Regions from separate parts of the Homo sapiens genome. Here region 1 is linked to region 2. Evidence: chromatin contacts called from ENCODE Hi-C or POLR2A ChIA-PET data. All regions are on one chromosome and are shown on one strand. Each heading gives the region's core, a stretch centred on a gene start or an enhancer-like site at or near the end of the contact. The rest is flanking DNA. Distances are from core to core; before and after follow the strand shown. Region 1 overlaps AP1B1 (adaptor related protein complex 1 subunit beta 1). Region 2 overlaps EMID1 (EMI domain containing 1).

Region 1 (3,950 bases), core at 626-3,125, 110 kb after region 2:
GGGTACAAGTGATTCTCCTGCTTCAGCCTCCTGAGTAGCTGGGATTACAGGCACATGCCACCACACCCGGCTAATTTTTGTATTTTGAGTAGAGATGGGGTTTCACCATGTTGGCCAGGATGGTCTCAATCTCCTGACCTCGTAATCCACCCACCTCAGCCTCCCAAAGTGCTGGGATTACAGGCGTGAGCCACTGCACCCGGCCCAGGCAGCTGTTTTTAAGGGTGTTCTGCATTGTTTCCAACTTTTCTCTGTGAACCATCCAGTGCTCCAGTACCCATCCCTGTACTGGCCGCTCAGTACTGTGTATGGCAGTTGCTCAGTGTTTCTGCTCAGAGTGGGGAATGGCTGGGTTTGTGCATTCATTTTAAACAGGCCCTGCCAAACTGCCCTCCAAACTGCTGCCACCATTGTGGGTAAGGGGACTGTGGGGTTCCACATCCAGCTACATCCTGATGTCCTGTCTTCCAGGCTATGCTACTTCAAGGGTGACCCTCTACAACCCAACAAAGATGGGGGAAGGGAAAAGCACCACACATGCAGCATATTGGCTTGGTGAGAAGACAGCAACAATAACAGTGACTAGAAGGGGAAGGAGGGCACTAGTATTGATGGTGCACCGTTACCAGGCCATCCCAGGCACGTCACCTTCACAGCACTCCTGCCAGCCACGTAGAATGAGATCCATCTCACTGATGAAGAAAAGAGAGCCTAGGCAGCTTGCCCCAGGTTGCGCAGCTAGTCAGAGGGTGAGGAGAAGGGAATCTAGGTCTAGCTCCCTCCAGAGAGGGTGCCTGAACCACCAAAAGGCACAAGAACAACTGGCACCCCCAGCCAGGCTCCGACTTCTAGGTACTCAGGACTGCCTGGTGAAGAGTCAAGCCAATGTCTTCCCAAGCAACCCAGGAGGTGGTGGAGGTAGCACGGTGGGTGGCAGTGGCTTACCATGGGGTTAGAGTCGGAGATGAGGTCTTTAAGGGTGTCCAGGAAGCCCTGGTCCTCCACCAGCTGGGCGTTGATGTCGTGGAGCTTGGCCACGCACACAGCTGCTGTCTTGCGCACATATGGATCCTCGTCCTTCAGGCACTTCCGGAGTGGCTCGCACAGGTACTCTGTGATCTTGTCAACGCGGATGCAGCCCATGGTCCGCACTGCCAGGGCTCGGATGAGGGGGTTGGGGTCCTCACAGTCCTGGGGGGAACCAGCCATCGGCCAGGGCAGGGGTGGGATGAGCCATCTGTGGCTTCATATTCTCCCTGGCCTGCAGCTCTGAGCCCTGCTAGGCTGAGCGACATCAGATGGCTGCTGTGGATCTTCACCAACTACAGCCAACAACAGCAAAAGTAAATGCTATATAACCAGCACCCATGCCAGCTCTGCACACCATCTCCTCTGATCCTCACAGTAGAAATACAATACGGGTCCCATTTTATAGATGATGAAACTGAGGCTCTCAGAAAGGCTAGGAGCTCATCTGAAGCCACAGAGCAGAGCCGTGATTCAAACCCACATCCACCTAGCATCACAGCCCTCGGTCTTTCCACTGGGCCACAGAAGCCTCATTTCCCCATATCCGAGCACGGACAGGACTCAGGGGAGCTAAGGTTCTAAAGGTATACAAATTCAGAGGTACTGAACATTAGGAGAAAATAAAATTAAAATATAGGTGCACAGAGCTGACAATTTAATCTGAAGGACAGAAAATGGAGAAAGCAGCAGTCTGTAAGGGCAACAGAGAAGCTCTCGGGCACCTGCTGATTCCTGCCCTAGCAAAGCATGCAGGGCAGGGTCCAATCAGGGCAGTGAGGGGATCAACAGGCCTGGCAGGACCTCACACAGGATGAGTTACGCAGGGTCCTTAGCATCTGATTTTCTGGAGAGTGGGAGCCCTCTGCTGGAGGAAGAGGCCTGCAGGCTGGGCGGGCGCGGGCAGTCTGAAGGTCTGGACTCCATCCAGTGCCACAGGGCCCCGCCCCAAAGAGACTGAGGGGAGACAGAGCCTTAAGCACCCAATGTCCCCACGCCCACCAAGCGTCTGCTCACCTTCACAAAGGTGTTGACGGCCATAATGGCCATGTCAGGCTGACTCTTGGCGTAATTCATCAAGTAGAGGTATACTAGCTTCTTCAGCTCCAGGTTGTCCGTCTGCATGCAGTTGACCACATCGGGGAAGAGGGCACTGGAAGGTCAAAATGGTGTCAGCATGGGAAAGGCTGAACAAAGGAAGAGGAAGATTTTCAGGCTGCTAACTAGTGGGTGAGAGGACAGTGGGTAGGAGAGAAAGGAGAGACACACTGGACTTCCTGGTAAAAGGGAGGGTTTCAGGTCTGCTGTTAACAATCAACACCTATTGATAGAAAGGGAATCCCAAAGGGTAATTTTAAAAGCAGGAAAGTCCTTGATTCTTTTCATATAGTTCAAACATGAGTTCTGGAGCCCATCAAACCCACCACTGCCTCTTGCTAGCTATATGACATTGGAGAAATTCCTTTGTCACCTGCCCCCTCGCCCTGAGTCTCAATTTTCTAACTTCCAAGAAAGACGCAACAGAAACTCACTTCACAGGGCCTTTATGATAACTGAATGAGACAACATACTTAGGTATCTGGTCCTTGATATCTGGGAGATGCTGAGTAAATGAAAATGATCCTTTCTCCCTCTCTGATACTTAATGTGGCCCCTTACATTGGGCTGCTGGTTCTGGAGGGTCGCAGGGAAGCAGGATGGCTCATGCTGCTTTCTCCACAAGCTCTGGCACCCGGTAAGAACCAGCACAGCATGCATGGAGCACACACCATACACCAGGCTTGGTGCTAAGAGCTTTACATGCTTGATCTCATTTAACTGCCCTCAGAAGTCAGGGGATGATCCCCATTTCAGAGAACACTGAGGTTCATAAATGTCAAATAACCTGCCTGGAGGAATCAGGTCTGAGAACAAGGTCCGTGCTCATGACCACTGGGTGGAACCCTTCTCAACATGGTACCCGTGGTCCCAGAGTCACAGGCCTTCTTAAGATGTGAAATTTGGTTAGAGATCAATTTTCTATCTCTGAAATCATCATATCCCCTCTCAATTCTTATGTGTTTATAGGAAAGGACGTGTCAACATAGAGACTTAGGAGGTCAAAGTGAACTTCCTGATCCCCAACAGGCAGGAGTCCTGCCAAAGCCAAAATTTATGTGTCACCTTGGAAGATGATGCACCAGGAAGAATGGGGAGGAGGGAGGAGGAAAAACTGCTGATGAGGCCGACTCGCTCTTTGGGGCTTATCATATCAGCAAAGCCAGCTCTTTTGAGATGGAAGAACAAAGATGTTTCTCCTCTGTGAGGAGGTGACAGTGGTGTGCTGGGTGAAGGAGAGCAGCTTTGTCCTGGAAGGAATCTGACTTGGAAGGAGGCCCAGTTGTCCAGCAGGTACCTGTTTCCTTTCTGCTCTGGCTTCCAAAGGGCTCTCTGCAGAGCCCCTTCCCGGAGCTGCTGGCAGGAGGTCCTTTGCTTGGGGGGCGATCCATGGGGACGTCTGGAGCAGTGGGAGCCTATCTTGGGACCTGGATGGGAGCTGCTCCACCTCAGCACCCGGGTTATGAGGCACAGGGCTGGGCACCACGAGGGCATGGGTGAAAGTGGCCTGGATTTGGATTTCAGAAGAACTGGGCTTGAGTCCTAGTTCTGCCATAAACCATGTGACTCTTAGGCAGTCACTTTATGTTTTTATTTCTTTGGCAGTAAAACTGTCATTACCTACAATATGGGAATTGTAAGGAACTACTGAGAAAACAAATCTCAAAATGTTCTGTGCAGACTCTCAAATACTGTGCAAATATCAAGCTGTTTTAAAATCCAGTCTCTGCCTTTGAGATTTTACAATCTGGTGAGCAGGTAAACACAAGTACACATAACAAGAGAACAGTTTCCATTTAGTGCTGGGTGATGGGAACAGACAGCAA
Region 2 (4,255 bases), core at 1,726-4,225:
AGAGACTTAGTTGTAGGTTTTATCAGAGAGAATCTCTGGTTTTGCTCTTAGTCCTAGGAAAAATCCCTTAATCCTGAGATAGGGTCTTTCTTCCTAAGTCATGGCTGTTCTAGAGTTTCATTAGAAAGCTTTAGGTGTTCACAAGCACCTCTAACTTGGTTGGACTGGAACTCTAAACTCTGTCTCCTATATGGTGGGCAATTTTTGACATCTTTAGTCAGTTCTACCAATCTGTTGGTTCTCCCCCTCTGGGCTCCTTGGAGTATTGCCCTGTGATTGGTCAATCCAGGGACCATCCAAGCGTCAGAAAGGAACATTTATGCAGATTTAGTTCCCCCACTTGTAGCTCCCTGCTTCCCAGTATTTCTCATCAATTTCTTGCTTCTCTGGCAACCTCAACCTCTGATTCCTGAGGCCAATAAAACTGAAACTTTCTGCTTGAGCTCTTGTTTTGCCAGGCTGATGGGGCTGAGGTGCACCCTCTGAGGAAAAGCTGTAAATACATGGATTTTACCCAATGCCATTCCCTTCTTTTAAGGGTTGAATATTCTCCAGTGTCTGTCTGCTTTTTATTACTTTCCGTTGCCTTCAATCAGTTGGTTTTTGCTTTGTATCCAATACAAGCTACTTTCTGTTTCTCTAAGTTTCTCTCCCTTTCCCCGCTCTTTTTCCTCCCTCTTTTTTTCCCGTCCCTTTCTGTCTCCTTGCCTTCCTCACTGCTGCTATCTCTGTCTCTCCTTGCAGGGGGAACCTGGCCCTAAGGGAGACCCTGGTGAGAAGAGCCACTGGGTAAGCTCTGGCCTGGCACTGGCCTCTCCCTGCCTTCTCAGCCCTACATGCTCAAGAGAGTATTCCCTCCCCAGGAGGCCCTGGGAGTGGGAGCATCCCATCCACATCCCCACTACAGCCTGGTCTCCCAGGCAGGAGCCTTGGCAATTATCAGCCCCAACTCCTTCCCCCATCTTGTTGCTCCCAACCGGGCAGGGCCAGCCCTATCAGCAGACCCCATGCCTTCTGTCTCAGTCTCTGTCCCTGTCTCCACCTTCCCTCTGTGGCCTTTCCAGGCCAGGGTGGCTCTGCCTTTTCCTCCTGGGTGGTTTGGGCTGACCCAGGCCAGACTGCATCCCCTGCCTCCATAGCCCCCTCCCAGCCAAGGCTTAGCTTGCTCCCTTGTCTGCAGAACAAAGGGAAGAATGAAGACAATATCTACACAGGAGAATGGGATAGAGGACCTAGGAAAGGGGCCTAGAAATGATGAGGTACATAGGAGCCACGTGGTAAAAAGGACAGGGAACTAGATACCACCATACACATCGGAAATTCATGAAGCCTGTGAAGAGACGCCTCGAAACTGCTATGTACACGTTTGATGTGGTTAATGAGGCCAGGTGACCTAGACTCCTCTATACTTAAAGGACCTATAGTTTACACAAGGTCCTAGACACCATCACATACATAGGAGACCCATGATGGATGAGAAGGGAAGCCTAGAAACTCTCACATATACAGGAGACAGAGTAAATGAGAAGGGGACAAGAAGGGGGAACTAGAAACCACACACCGCAAAATCTCATGATTAATGTGGGGTCCTAGAAACCTTCACAATCGTCCGGGATGCCGTGGCTCCTACCTGTAATCCCAGCACTCTTGGAGGCCGAGGCGGGTAGATAACTTGAGGTCAGGAGTTTGAGACCAGCCTGGCCAACATGGCAAAACCCCCATCTCTAAAATACAAAAAAATACAAAAATACAAAATTAGCCTTAAAGGTTTGGGCTAAAAATACAAAAATTAGCTGGACATGGTGGTACGCACCTGTAGTCCTAGCTATTCAGGAGGCTGAGGCAGGGGAATCGCTTGAACCCAGGAGGCAGAGGTTGCAGTGAGCAGAGATCGCGCCACTGCACTCCAGCCTGGGCGACGGAACGAGACTCTGTCTCAAAAAAAAAAAAAGAAAAGAAAAGAAAATAGAAACCTTCACAATCATTGAAAATCATTGCAGGGGAGGGATTTTCGGGTTAGGACCTAGAAATCTACTCACCCAAGAGACGTGGGGGAAAGACGAGGACCCTAAAACATACCATACCCAAAAGCCCCACGACACAGGGATCTGGAAACCATCACTGACAGGGGAGACATCTGGAAAATGGACAGAGTGGAGGCAGACACTCCTTCAGGAGAGAGAGACAACTAGGAAGCTCTTTTTGGCGGTGGGGGGGATTGTGACTCCCCCTCCACATGCAGTCTGGCTGGGACACCCTACTTCCTGGCAGTCACAAGTTAGTGAGGATGTGGGTGGCACCCAGTGCCTGCCTTGCCCTCTTAGTTCTTGATTGTGGGGTCAGTGATGGATACAGCCGTGGGAGCCCCCTACCCTGCACGAGTCTTCCCCTGTGTCTGCCCATGACTTCTGGTGCCCTGCTACCTCTCCAGTTAGCCTCTCCTGGCCCCTGCTGTCCTGAATCTCCTCCTACCCCATACCCATCCTCCGTAGCTCCAGAGTCTCTTAATACTGCCAGTATGGACATGAGCTGAGCTGGGATCAGATAGACCCATGCAAGCCTGGCTCTCTGCCTCCCCTAGGCTAATTACTGGCCTCTCCCAGAGGCCCTTGGTCTGGGAACACATTTACCACCCAGTCCAGGAGGGGTGGGAGAGATTGGGCAGTCCTGTCCCTTCATGAGAATCCCCGGCAGGATGCCCTGGCCACCCTAGACCAGTCCTTGAACCCAGAACCACCTGTGGGCTCCCCGCAAGAGGTAGCAGGGCCCCTGCCCACCCACCTTCCTGCCCCTCTTCTACCTGCACTTCTGCCCCTGCTTGCTGCTTGCCTGGGAGGGGACCCACTGGGCTGGGGGCTGCATGAAGCTTTGGGGGCTGGGGGAACAGCTCTGTTGGGGACAGGTGGGAATGAGGTTCAGTGCTGGCAAGGTCCCCGAGGGCTCCTATGTACACTTCACCAACCAACTCCCTTAGTGCAGCTTGCAGATGCGTTCTGGCTGTGGCCCAGCAGTGACACCTGGTGGTCATGATAGTGCACTGCAGGAACTGGAGTGACTGTGCTGGGCCTGCCCACCTGGATCAAAGCTCTCACCCCTTATTCAGACAGGGAAACTGAGGCCCGACTCGGCAGAGAGAATCCTTGGCAGAGCGGGAACTGGAGCCCTGACTTTTAAGTTCCTAGGGCCAGAGAACCAGCTACCATTCCCCAAGCATCTCCTCCATAGGCACCAGACCTGGAGCTGGGCACTGTTTACACAGATGCAATTCAGACACAGTCCCCACCCTCAGGGTGGTCACAGTGAGGTGAGGGAAAAAAGACCTATAATCAGCAGCTACAGGACTGTCAACTTTATAAACACTTTACACTTTAGCATCCTCCCGGAGGAGCCAGGTGAAGCCTGAAAGGTGCATTAACCAGGCACGGAGTGTCCAGGCAGAGGCGAGGGTACAACAGGTGCAAAGGCCCTGTGGCAAGAGGGAGCCTCGGATATTTGAGGAGCTGCAAATACTTGGAGTGGCACTGTGACAGGTAGAGAGTGGAACAGAGGCCAAAGAGGCCTTCAGGGTGTAGGAGGCCACGTTCAGGAATTTGGACTTTGTTCTAGGGCAGTGGGGAGGCATTGAAGGCTCTAGAAGCAGCAGAGTGATGCGGTCAGGTTTTTTTTATTTGCAAAGAATCCCTCTGATTGCCATGGCGAATGGATGGGAGAAGCAGAAAGACAGTAGGTCGGGGGCTGTCGTGGTCATCCTGGTGAGAGACTGAGCCGGGCAGTGGGTGGGAGCCAGTGAGGACAGACAGCCGTCGATGGAGCAAAAAGACACTTGTGTGCTGGTCTGGCTGCAAAAGGGAGTGAGGAGTCAAGGGAGACTTAAAATAGCAAAAGAGAACCAGGAGAAGCAAGCAGGCTGAGTTTTGTCTGTGGACCAACGGGAGGAGTCTGTGTTACAGCCAAGTAGGGTTGTCCAGCAGGCCCAGACACTTAGATCCGGAGTGCAGAGGGCAGGCCAGGCTGAAGGAGACTGGGTTGTCATCAGTGCAAACATCAGGCCACCTGGTCTGAGGGAGTTCCAAACAGTGGATTTTAAAAACACTTTTCCCCATATTTTTCTTTTTAATTTTATGTTTTAAAAAATACAGACAAGAACTCACAATGTGTCCCAGGCTGGTCTCAAATTCCTGGCCTCAAGTGATCCTCCTACCTCAGCCTCCCAAGGTGTTGGGATTACAAGTGTGAGCCACTGCACCTGGCCTCC

What was found. A loop is a pair of places that touch in the nucleus more often than their neighbours do. ChIA-PET counts read pairs that join two places held with the same protein, here RNA polymerase II (POLR2A). Pooled maps may share reads with other maps.
Region 1: a pooled map shows a loop between it and region 2 (2.2-fold over the local background). The contact joins two enhancer-like sites. A Hi-C loop is called at or near these places in 1 of 50 pooled maps. POLR2A ChIA-PET finds 5 or more read pairs at or near these places in 5 of 52 experiments (AG04449, GM12878, HepG2 and 2 more).

Annotation. Positions count from the first base shown.
Region 1 is chr22:29,357,781-29,361,730 of GRCh38, forward strand. AP1B1 (adaptor related protein complex 1 subunit beta 1) reads right to left here. Exons shown (of 23, transcript NM_001127.4): 4 at 2,044-2,179; 5 at 946-1,191. Among named protein-coding and RNA genes, the nearest start is that of SNORD125, 26 kb to the left of the region's middle. Within about 2 kb of position 1,876, at least 3 of the 41 ENCODE cell types and tissues checked have a DNase peak (open chromatin) inside an H3K27ac peak, as active enhancers do.
Region 2 is chr22:29,242,701-29,246,955 of GRCh38, forward strand. It overlaps EMID1 (EMI domain containing 1), which reads left to right. Exons shown (of 15, transcript NM_133455.4): 13 at 745-789. Among named protein-coding and RNA genes, the nearest start is that of RHBDD3, 23 kb to the right of the region's middle. Within about 2 kb of position 2,976, at least 2 of the 41 ENCODE cell types and tissues checked have a DNase peak (open chromatin) inside an H3K27ac peak, as active enhancers do.